Regions from separate parts of the Homo sapiens genome. Here region 2 is linked to region 1. Evidence: chromatin contacts called from ENCODE Hi-C or POLR2A ChIA-PET data. All regions are on one chromosome and are shown on one strand. The core of a region is the stretch at or near the end of the contact, and the rest is flanking DNA. Distances in the headings are between cores, read along the strand shown. Region 1 holds the start of CDH16 (cadherin 16). Region 2 has its middle 8.5 kb from the start of CES4A.

Region 1 (6,019 bases), core at 2,048-4,547:
TGGGACAGAAATGGTACAGGATGGGCCAGGTGCAGTGGCTCATGCCTGTAATTCCAGCACTTTGGGAGGCTGAGGCAGGCAGACCACCTGAGGCCAGGAGTTCGAGACCAGCCTGGCCAACAAGGCGAAACCCCGTCTCTTTTAAAAATACAAAAAAAATTAGCCGGGCATGGTGGCGGGTGCCTGTAATCCCAGCTTCTTGGGAGGCTGAAGCAGGAGAATTGCTTAAACCTAGGAGGTGGAGGTTGCAGTGAGCTGAGATCGCGCCATTGCGCTCCACTCCAACCTGGGTGACAGTGAGTCTCCATCTCAAAAAAAAGAAAAAAAGAAAAGAAAAAAGAGAAAAGAAAAGAAAAAAGAAATGGGACAGAAATGGCTGCCCTGTCCTATGCCAACTGTCTGGCCATCTCTTCGCTCTCTGCTGTTCCATCAAGGCCCACCTGACCTTACTGTAAATTGGCTGCCCTGGTCACTCACCAGGCCTGGTACCCCGGCTCAGCCGAGCTCTGTAGATGGCTTGAGAGAAATGGGGCACCTGGTCATTCTCATCCTTCACGTGCACAAGCACAGGCTGTGGACCCCACAAGACATGTCCATCCTGCATCTCCAGGGTGACCTGGCAGGGAAGGGGAGTCAGCGTCTGGCTCTGCCTTGCCTGCTCTCCCCTACACCTGGCCCAGCCATACCTGTAGCTGGTACTCTGCCTGCTCCTCTCGGTCCAGGGCCCTGGTCACCAGCAGGAAGCCAGAATCTGGATCCATAGCAAATGGGCCCTCAGTTGCCTTGCCTGAGTCCCCTGACAGCACGATCTGGCCTTCAGCCCCCTCACGGGGCAGCGGCAACTGATGGAAATGAACAGAAGTGAAGGGAGCGGTGGCCAGGCCTGGGAGATGCCCCTCCTCCACCTGATGGCCTCATTTTACATGTGGGGAAACTGAGTCTCAGAGACATCTGGCTCCTGTCAGAGGTCACACAGCCAGTAAGCATCAGGACTGAGACTCAGAGCCAGAACTCTTTTCCCTGGACCTGATGCTCCCCAAAACTCTCTGCCCTTCTTTCTGAAGCTTGAAACCTCACCACCGAGATTTCGTTCTTTAATCTAAAGCTCTGCTCTCCACTAGGATTAAAATCTGTTAGTCATTCCCACTGCAGGTTGAGCATCTCTAACCCGAAAATCTGAAATCTGAAATACTCAAAATCTGAAACTTTTTGAGCGCCAATATGATGTGACAAGTACAGAATGCCGCATCTGACCTCATGTGACAGGTCACAGTCAACACATAGTCAGAACTTTGTTTCATGCACAAAATCATTAAAAATATTCGCCCAGGAGCAGACTCACACTGGGCTCTTGGCCACTCAAGGATTCTGTCGGAATTTCACCTCTGTACTGTCAGCTCCTTCTGGCCATAGCCTCCCCAGCTCGCAAATCCCAAAGTGGTAATCCCAGCACTTTGGGAGCCCAAGACGGGCGGCTCACCTGAGGTGAGGTGTTCAAGACCAGCCTGGCCAACATGGCGAAACCCTGTCTCTACTAAAAATACAAAAAAAAAAAAAAAAAATTAGCCAGGAGTGGTGGTGCATGCCTGTAGTCCCAGCTACTCAGGAGGCTGAGGCAGGAGAATCTCTTGAACCCAGGACGTGGAAGTTGCAGTGAGCTGAGAACATGCTACTGCACTCCAGCCTGGGCGACAAGAGCGAAACTTCGTCTCAAAAGAAAAAAAAATGTATAACGTTACCTTCAGGCTATGTGTATAAGATGTATATGAAACATAAATGAATTTCCTATCTAGATTTGGGTTCCATTCCCCAAGATATCTCATGATATATATGCAAATATTCCAAAATCTGAAGAAAAAAAAAAATCCAAAATCTGAAACACTTCTGGTCCCAAGCATTTCAGATAGGGGACACTCAACCTGTGTAACGTGTACATACTCTCTGGAAAGCAGGATTTCAAAGAGAAACAGCAAGAGGAAGGGTGCCAGAGGAAGGAGAAGCAGGACTTTGCGGGGAGGGATCCCCCCGGCCCCAACCCCAGCTCTCCGGCTCACCTTGGTCAGGTATAAAGGGAAATTTCCACCATAGTTTTCTGGAACTTCCACAGACAGCTCTGCAGGCTGGGCCTTGGGGAGAGCCTGTGGGAGGATTCTCACCTTGTCACCAGGCTCTATCTTCCTGCGTGGGCACTGAGACCCAACAGAAGAGCGGAATTTCCGCCCCTTCCCAGGGCCTGGCTGTACCTTAGTCCATCCACCCGCGCTCTGGTCTTTGACCTCCTCATCCCACAGTGGCTCTATAGTCCCAGCTCTGACCCCTCCCATGCCTTGCACCGTTCTCACGGTCAGTGCAATTGGTCCAGGTGGAGTTGGGGGCAAGGGTGTCAACCCCCAAAGCCAAGACCTGAAGGAGAGGGGGCAGGGCCTAGCTCACCTGGGGGACGGAGACACAAAGCAGCCACAGCCAGGCAGGGACCATGGTCAGGACAGGCCTGAGGGACACGGCAGTGAGGATCCAGCCCAGGTGGGTAGGGAGGGGCTTTCCATCCCACACACACAACTAGTGGGATCGTACTGCAGACTAGTCTTCTCTTCCTCCCCTCCAAAGGAGCTGAGGCTCTCCATCTCCTGCAGGGTAGTGCCCTGCTCCTCGGCCAGGCCCACCAAGGCCCCCAGGCCCAGCCACCCTGCTTCTAGGCTCTTGGTCCATCAAGCACTCTATCAGAATTTCACCTCCAGACCTCCAGCTCCTTCTCACCATAGCCTCCCCAGGCCGCAGATCCCAAAGTGGTAATTTTCTAGCAATCCCCCAAATCACAAAAGTTTGAAGCTGGAAAGTTCCTGAAGACTTGGAGGGTCACTTCCTGAAGTCACCTCTTGTTGCAGGCAAGGCCTGAATGCTGGGGTCTGGCCAAGGTCACAGAGGACTTGACCACAGGAGGAGTCCTCCTAGCTCAGGGCCTCTGGGACTGTCCTGCCTCCCACTGCCACCTTCTAGACAAGGAGAACCCCCGGAGCAGGAGCCCGGCCCTTGTCTCATCATTTTCCAGCCCTTGTCATGGAGCTGGGCAGGCAGAGCAGCGACAAATCGACAACCCCTCTAAGATGAGGCCCTGGGAATTCTTTCCCAGATGGCGAGGACAGGGCAGTGTTTCTCCTTTCCCCACCACCAACCTCAGCCTCAGCCATGCCCTCCCCTCCACTCCCAGCCCCTCACCCTCCAGCGCCCAAGACTGGCTCCCTTGGTCCAGCTGCCAAGCAAGAAGAGAGCTCCTTCTCCAGGGGGCTCTGGCCAGGCTGGGCTGGGTGGGGCAAGGCAGGGCACTTGAGCAGGTAGGAGGGTTCAGCCACGCTTGCTCAGGAGTGGAAAAGGCCACTGGGCCCACAGCAGCAGGCCTGGCCCCGCCCAGCCCCCCAAGTTACTCATTGACTTTGGAAAGCCAGGAGCTGCTCAGCATCCGTGACTGCCAGCTCCAGGAGGTGGGGAGATGGTTGGCCTGGCACTCCCTCGACCCCAGCACAGCCCAGGAGGTATTCCTTGGCCCTCTGGTTCTGGACGTTACTTTTTCTGTGGCTCCAGACTTGGTCTGACTTATCTCCCAGGCTCCAGTGTCTGCAGCCACACCTTTTCACACTCTGTTCCTTTTGCATGGAACACCCTTCCCACTCATTCATCTGTGTGGTAAGCACCTGCTCATGCATGCTTCAGTGCTCAGCTCAAATATTCCTTTTTCCAGGAAACTTCCCCTATGTTCCCAGGCTTGTTCAGGAGCCTCCTCTGGGAATGCCCCTCCCCCTCACACCATGCCATGTGCTATCTCTATTAATACACAGAGGACACCAGCTTGTCATTGTCTGCCTCTTCCATTAGATTGGGAGCCCTTTGAGAGCAGAACTCAGGGACTCAGGAATGACCTGGCTCTCATTCTGCCCTGGCAGCTCCGCATGGCTTGTGGAACTAAGACAAGGAGCTGGAGGTTGCAAAGGATGGGTGAGCAGTACATGAGTGGAAGTGGGTATTGGGGCTCCAGACCACCCCCCCCAGGGGGACCTGTGGTGGGGGAGTGCAGCAGCCTATGAGCTCCCGAAGTCCTTACACTGGCCACTCAACAGTGACAGGGCTGAGACAGTGGGCAGTCTCATGCCCCTAAGAAGATTAAACTGGCTCAGGTGACCTTGAGGGAGTTGCAGGGCTGAACAGGGGCTCTCCCCGCAATGAGGGCAGCCAAGCAGAGCCAGGAGATGCTTCTGGGGCCTGGGAGTCTGGAATGAGGGGAGAGGGTGGGAAGAAGGTCTCCAGTCCCTCTCCAGCCTTGGAGCTTCCCATGGTCCCCACGAAGTCCTTCCCACTGTACATCTGATTAGTCTCTCTCAGGCCAGAAGCTACCCCCAGCTGCCCCCAGCCTTGTCACAAGCTGAGTGCCTGCTTCAGGGTCACTCTGGCACCCAGCCTGGAGCAGTGTAGTGTGGGGAGGTTGAAGGGGGTTTCACACGTGTTAAGCTCCTGCTCTGTGCCCAGCACTGCTCTGAGCACATACCTTCATTATGCCACATACTGCGTTCTGAAGGGGCATTGGGCACATGCTGGGGCACAGAGAAGCTGAGTGGTTTGCCTAGGGTCACACAGTCAATAAGTGACAGAGCCAGGAAGGCCTGGGGACCCTCACTTGATCTGAAAATACCATGCCTTCTGCATTCCTTGAAGTATGTGGGGAGGAGGGGCAGAGCAGCAACAGCTCTGAGCAGTTACCTCTGCCCTGGGGAGCACGTGGGTGAATCTCAGCGCTCCCCTGTACATGGAGGGGCAGCCCTCAAGCCTCCTCCTGCCATTCAATAAGCTGCAATCAGGATTCTAACCAGGTTGCCAGGGCTCCCTGGAGTCTGTGGAATGAATAAATTGAATAAATTGAACTAAGGAAGGAATGTATGGACCTTGGCCCAGAACCTTCTTAGAAACTGCCCCCCACCTTGCCCCAGGCTGCCTCCAGGCTTTGGAGATGGGCAGACCTGTATACCAGTCCCCACTCAGCCACTTCCCACCCAGCACCAGATGGGGATGGTTTTTCCTGAGACCATGTAGATAAAAACTCTTAGCAGCACTTGTGCCGAGGGTGAGGGAATGAATAAATTGAATAAATTGAACTAAGGAAGGAATGTATGGACCTTGGCCCAGAACCTTCTTAGAAACTGCCCCCCACCTCGCCCCAGGCTGCCTCCAGGCTTTGGAGATGGGCAGACCTGTATACCAGTCCCCACTCAGCCACTTCCCACCCAGCACCAGATGGGGATGGTTTTTCCTGAGACCATGTAGATAAAAACTCTTAGCAGCACTTGTGCCGAGGGTGAGGGAGCCATGGGCATGGGTGGGCAGGGAGACAGGTGCATCCCTAAACATAAGCACGAGTACACCTTCCTATACAAATGCAAGACCTCTCATTCCAGGCAGGGCGGGCTCCCGGCAGCTGTTCCCACCAAAACTGAATTAGCCAATGCTGAGCATGGAATGTTCTGGCCTGGATACTCATGGTAGAGAGAACAGTGAGTGCCTCCTCCGTAGCTCAACCCCAGTGAAGTGGTGGAGGAGCCATGTGGAGCTGTGTGTGCCTTCACAAACCACCCCTCGGAGGTCTCTATCCCCAACCTCAGCTGATTCCAGCCCCTCAAGAGGGAACAGGGCAGAAATACCAGCTGTGGAGCCAGATCCTGTCTGGTTGTGAGACCCAGGGTTCCTGCCTGGTTGTGAGACCCAGGGTTCCTGCCTGGTTGTGAGACCCAGGGCAGAATGTGCTCCCCTGAGCAGCCTGTTTCCCTTTATGGACAGTGAAGTGATTGAACCCTCAATCAGTTGGGCAACGCCAGGCCCCAGTGCAGAAAGAGAAGAATCTGGATAACAGGGACTGGGAGGGGTTTGTGTCTCCTGCTCCTTGAACCTCTAACCAGACCCGATGCCCATCCCAGCTGGCTAAATCTGGACCCTCACATTAACACATCATGGCCACACACTAGGGTGGGGCAGTGAG
Region 2 (6,019 bases), core at 931-3,430, 60 kb after region 1:
CTGCAGGGCTGGAGAGGTCAGCAAAGAGCAGACGTGAGAGGACTTGTGGGCTGCGACAGGGGTCGGCATGGACTTGACGCTCATGGAAGCCCTGTTGTATGGAGGAGGGTGGCTGGGAGGGGGGAGAGGAGGGGGAGAGCAGGGAGAACAGGGAGGGGACCAGGGTGGGCTGCCAGGTGGATGGAGAGGCACTGGTGGGCTCTAGATTTAGAGTCCGCAGACAAGACCGGGCGACTGACCAGACACAGAGGTTGGGGAAAAGAAGCCCCGATAGGGCAGCCTTAAGGCAAGCAGGAGTGGACCCGGAAATCAGGGGTCTGGTGTGGGCCACACTGGATGTACAAAGAGGCCTCTTCCTCTGGGCCTGATGGTGGCCCCCACAGGGCAGCCATGGGAGTGTAGCGGGGGGGTGTTACCAGGTTGGGTATCGCCAACACCAGCAGGCCCTGGAGAGGGTGGGCAAGCCGGCTGCTGAGGCCTCAGACCCTGTCCTAGCTCCAGCCCTCTCCGCCAAGGGCATCCTTCACCCAGGGAGGGAGGAGAATGTCTGGTACTGCCCCAGGGGTCGGGGGATATGACCTACCAGGCAGAGGGGATTCCAGGCCTCATGCCTCTGTATTCTCTCTTCCCTGAGGCTCCCTGAAGGCCCCTCCATGCCCTAGGACCCAGCAGCCATGCAGAGCTGAAGGGAGCAAGCCAAAGACTCAGACAGGCGTGGCCCTGCAGGACAGGGACTGGTGGACCCGGGAGCCTCCCAGTGGAAGGGCCACAGGAAGGGCCAAGTGAACAGTGCAGGAGTGTGAGCACCAGGGGGCGCTGCAGGATCAGACGTGCACACCTGGACCCCGCCACAGGATGAGGTCCTAGCAGATGCTTCCAGTATCTACCCAAGGCCAACCTTAGTTACTCACACAACCCGACAGTCTCACACACACACGCTCACGGATAGGGTTCCTACGAGTTCCACCATTTACTGGGTGTGTATCTTCTCTTTATTTTATTTCTATTTTTTATTTTTGTTGAGATAGAGTCTCACTCTGTCACCAAGGCCGGAGTGCATTGGTGTGATCTTGCTTCACTGCAACCTCTGTCTCCAGGCTTCAAATGATTCTTGTGCCTCAGCCTCCCAAGTAGCTGGGATTACAGGCGCCCACCACCACACCTGGATAATTTTTGTTTTTAGTAGAGACGGGGTTTCACCATGTTGGCCAGGCTAGTCTCTAACTCTTGGCCCCAAGTGATCCACCCACCTCGGCCTCCCAAAGTGCTGGGATTACAGGCATGAGCCACTGCACTCGACCACAGATGTGTATCTTTGAGTAAGCTGTGTATCCTCTTTGTTCCTCAGTTTTCTCATCTGTAAAATGAGAGTAAGGTTAGTGACTCCCTTCCCAGGTCTGGCTGTGAGTACTGAAACATCATTAGCCATGAAGCACCTAGAGTCGTGCTTGACACACAGCCAGTGCTAAATAAGTGCTCCCTGGCACAGGTATAAACACTCTGCTCGCAATGTCCAAAAAAATCATATGGCTCCTCGACTACAACTCAAACATGGAAGAATTGGGGTATGTCAGGGAGCATCATAATATTGGCATGAGTCTCTTCCACCTTAAAATAACTTCTGGGACTAGGGGCAGTTGCTCACACCTGTAACCCCAGCACTTTGGGAAGCCGAGGTGGGAGGATCGCTTGAGGCCAGGAATTTAAGACCAGCCTGGGCAACATCGCAAGGCCCCATCTGTACAAAAAGTTTTAAAAATTAGCCAGATGTTGTGTCTCACACCTGTAGTAGTGTGAGGCAGGAGGATGGCTTGAGCCCAGGAGTTCGAGGTTACAGTGAGCTGATTGAGCCACAACACTCCAGGCTGGGCAACAGAGTGAGACTCTGTCTCTAAGTAAATAAATAACTTCTGAGCCTGTAGCTGCCCAAAAGAATTGGTCGGTGGACCCCTGGGAGGCTCTGAATGGCAGGTTGAGTGTCATATAGAGTCTGTGTCCCTCCCTGGGGACTTCAGGGAAGCCATGTTCAAGTTCCTCCCCAGTCTGTCTATAGCCCCACCTCCTGGGTTTTAGCCACCCCCCATCTCCACTTCTGCACGCCCCCGCAGCCTCCACCCCAGTTCCCAGTCCAGCCTGCCCAGGCTCCGGGAAGGCTATTCCAAGAACAGGAAGGAACTTGGCAGGGGAACGCCAGCTCTGGTTCTTGCAGTGGCACCCACATGGCCTTCTTTCCCTGCCCTAGCCTGCCTGCCTTCCTTCCCATCACCCCCAGACCTCCCACACTTTGGGGCATCGTTGCCACTGGAGCCTCTCTTCGGGTGACGTTGCCCCTCCCTGCTGCCCCCAAGCTGGCCCCTTCCCACTCTTCAGACCTTGACCAGGACCCCAGGAAACAAGGCAATCGCTGGCGGTGCGGGTAGGGGTGAGGTCCAGGCTTCTCCCGGCCACCCACTGAGCTCTCCTCTGAGCTCAAGCTTACTCACACCCGGCCTCTCCCGCAGGCCTCTGGGCCGTCCTCTGGGGTTCCGAGAGGACCCCACCTTACAGATGAGGAAATTAGAATCAGAGAGGGGCAGTACCGTGCCTGAGGCCACACAGTGAGAACAAAGGCAGGACTCACACCCAAGTTTACTGGCCTTCAAACTGCAAGTCCTTCCCCTCCAGAATGTGCCCTTGTGTCTAGGGTGGCCTTCCAGGTGCTGGAGTTGGGGTCTAGTGGGCTGACTTGGGTGGGGGGACTGGGATTCTAGTTAGGCCAGCAAGGGAGGCCCAGAGGAGGGGTTTTGCAAGGCAGTGGCTTCAGACTGGGGCTGGACAGCCCGCAGGGAGATGACAGGGGCCAGCCCTGCTCTCCCTCAGATGCCTTCATGAGTCCCCTCTGTCTTTTGGGCCTGGACTGTGGCTCCTGGAGTTTGTCAGAGGCCAAGGTGGGCAGGTCAGCTGAGGCCAGGAGTTCAAGACCAGCCTGGGCAACATGGCAAAATAAAGCTGGGAAACAAAAATACAAAAATTAGCCTGGCATGGTGGCGGGCACCTGCAATCCCAGCTACTTGGGAGGCTGAGGCAGAAGAATTGCTTGAACCTGGGAGGTGGAGATTACAGTGAAGCCGAGATCGTGCCACTGCATTCTAGCCTGGGTGTCAAAAATAAAAAACAAACAAAAAAAGTGTTAATCGATGACTATGTTATCAGTAAGGCTTCCAGCCAACAGTATGCTATTAGTAAAGTTTATTGGGTGTCAAAAGTTACATGCAGATTTTCAACTGCATGGTGGTCAACGCCCCTAACACCCACATTGTTCAAGGGTCAACTGTACACTTATGAGTGGAATTGCTGGGTTATATGGTAACTCTATGTTTCATCATTTGAGGAACTGCCAAACTGTTTTCTAAAACCACTGTTTTCTACACCAGTTTATATTCCCACCAGCGATCTGTAAGGGTTTTGATTTCTTCACTTTTTTGTCAAAATTTATTGTCTGAGTTTTTTTTTTTTTTAAGATAGAGTCTTGCTCTATCACCCAGGCTGGAGTGCAATGGCACGGTCTTGGCTGACTGCAACCTCCGCCTCCGAGGCTCAAGCAATTCTTCTGCATCAGCCTGGCAAGTATCTGGGATTACAGGCGCCCACCACCACACGCAGCTGATTTTTATAATTTTAGAAGAGACGGGGTTTCCCCATGTTGGCCAGGCTGGTCTCGAACTCCTGACCTCAAGTGATCCACCTGCCTTGGCCTCCCAAAGTGCTGTGATTACTGGCATGAGCCACCATGCCTGGCCTTATTATCTGACTCTTTAATTCTAGCCATCCTAGTAGGTGTGAAGTAGTAGTGTCTAATATTGGTTTGATTTGCATTTCCCTGATGGCTAATGATGTCGAGCATCTTTTCGTGTTCTTTTTGGCTCTTTTTATATTCCTGGGAGAAAGATTTACTCAAATCCTCTGCCCATTTAAAAAAATTAAGTTGTCTTTTTGTTGTTGAATTGTAAGAGACCTTTATATATTCCAGATATAAGTCCCTTATCAGACACATAATTTGCAAATCTTTTCTCCCATTCTGTGGGTTGTCTTTTCCATTTTTCCATAGTGGCCTTTGCAACACAAAAGTTTTTCATTTTGATGAAGTCTGAATTACCTATTTTTGTTGTTGTTACTCATGCTTTTGGTATCATATCTAAGAATATGTCAGTAAACCATGAAGATTTACCTCTATGTCCTCTAAGAGTTTTATAGTTTTAGCTCTTACATCATTTAGGACTTTGATTCATATTGAGTTAATTTTTGTACATGGTGTGATATAAGGGTCTCTCTTTTTTTTTTTTTTTTTTTTTTGAGACAAGATCTTGCCCTGTTGCTCAGGCTAGAGTGCAGTGGCACAATCATAGCTCACTGCAGCCTCAACCTCCTGGGCTCGAGCAATCCTCCCACCTCAGCCTCCCCAGTAGCTGGGACTACACGCACATGCCGCCATGCCTGGCTCATCTTTTTTACTTTTTGTTGCCCAGGCTGGTCTTAAACTTCTGGGCTCAAGCGATCCTCCCAATGTGCTGGGATTACAGGTGTGAGCCACTGCACCTGAGCCAACTTTATTCTTTTGCATGTGGCATGATCCAGTTTTCCCAGCATCATTTGTTGGAAAGACTATTCTTTCCCTTATTGAATGGTCTTGGCACCCTTGTTGAAAATCAGTTCACCTTGGCCAGGAACGGTGGCTCACACCTGTAATCCTAGCACTTCGGGAGGCCGAGGCAAGAGGGTCATTTGAGCCCAGGAGTTCAAGACCAGCCTGGGCAACATAGTGAGACTCCATCTCTGAAAATAAATAAACTAATTAAATCAGTTAACCATAGAGACATGGGTTTATTTATGGACTCTCAATTCTGTATATCTGTCTTATGCCAGTACCATACTCTCTCTTTTTTTTTTTTGACAGAGTCTCACTCTGTTGCCCAGGCTGGAGTGCAGTGGCACCATCTCAGCTCACTGCAAGCTCCGCCTCCCAGGTTCACGCCATTCTCCTGCCTCAGTCTCCGGAGTAGCTGGGACTACAGGCACCCACCACCATACCCAGCTACTTTTTTTCTTTCTTTTTTCTTTTTCTTTTTTTTTTGTATTTTTAGTAGAGACGGGGTTTCACCGTGTTAGCCAGGATGGTCTCGATCTCCTGACCTCGTGATCCGCCTGCCTCTGCCTCCCAAAGTGCTGGGATTACAGGCATGAGACACCATGCCCGGCCCAGTACCACACTCTCTTCATAGCATTTCTTCCTCATAAGTTTTGAAGTAGGGACGTGTGAGTTCTTCTACTTTGTTCCTTTTCAAGATTGTTTTGCTTGAAGTGGGACCACAGACATGTGCCACCACACCCGGCTAATTTCCTTTTATTTTTTGTAGAGAAAGGATCTCACTATGTGGCCCAGGCTGGCCTGAAACTCCTGGGCTCAAGTGATCCTCCTGCTTTCGTGTCTCAAAGTGCTGGGATAACAGACATGAGCCACCATGCCTGGCCACTTCTGTCACTTTTTGCTTCATATATTTTAGTGCTCTGTTATCTGGTACATATATGTTTATAATTGCATGTCTTCCTGATAGATTGACATGTTTATCATTATAAAATACCCTTCTTTATCTCTAGTAATATTTTAAAAGTCTACATTGCCTGATACTAGCGTAGCCACTCCAACTTTCTTGTGGTTACTGTTTCCGTGATATACTTTTCCCCAGTCTCTTCTTTTCCATTTATTTGTATCTTTGACTCTAAAGTCTGTCTCCTATAGACAGCATATAGGGGACTTTTTTATAAATCCAATCTGGGCTGAGTGTGGTGGCTCACACCTGTAATCCCAGCACTTTGGGAGGCCAAGGCTGGTGGATCACTTAAGGTCAGGAGTTCAAGACCAGCCTAGCCAATATGGTGAAACCCCATCCCTACTAAAAATACAAAAAAAAAAAAAAATTAGCTGGGCGTGGTAGTACATGCCTGTAATCCCAGCTACTCGGGAGGCTGAGGCAGGAGAATC

What was found. A loop is a pair of places that touch in the nucleus more often than their neighbours do. ChIA-PET counts read pairs that join two places held with the same protein, here RNA polymerase II (POLR2A).
Region 2: a loop to region 1 is called in a map of pancreas, with 2.5 times the contacts of the local background. The contact joins the enhancer-like site here to the promoter of CDH16 in region 1. A Hi-C loop is called at or near these places in 2 of 168 maps with a recorded cell type or tissue (endothelial cell of hepatic sinusoid and pancreas). POLR2A ChIA-PET finds 5 or more read pairs at or near these places in 1 of 52 experiments (HEK293).

Annotation. Positions count from the first base shown.
Region 1 is chr16:66,915,588-66,921,606 of GRCh38, forward strand. It overlaps CDH16 (cadherin 16), which reads right to left and starts at 3,298. Exons shown (of 18, transcript NM_004062.4): 1 at 3,217-3,298; 2 at 2,434-2,491; 3 at 2,055-2,138; 4 at 687-842; 5 at 478-616. The coding sequence starts at 2,478.
Region 2 is chr16:66,977,036-66,983,054 of GRCh38, forward strand. No RefSeq gene overlaps it. Among named protein-coding and RNA genes, the nearest start is that of CES4A, 8.5 kb to the right of the region's middle. Within about 2 kb of position 2,181, at least 2 of the 41 ENCODE cell types and tissues checked have a DNase peak (open chromatin) inside an H3K27ac peak, as active enhancers do.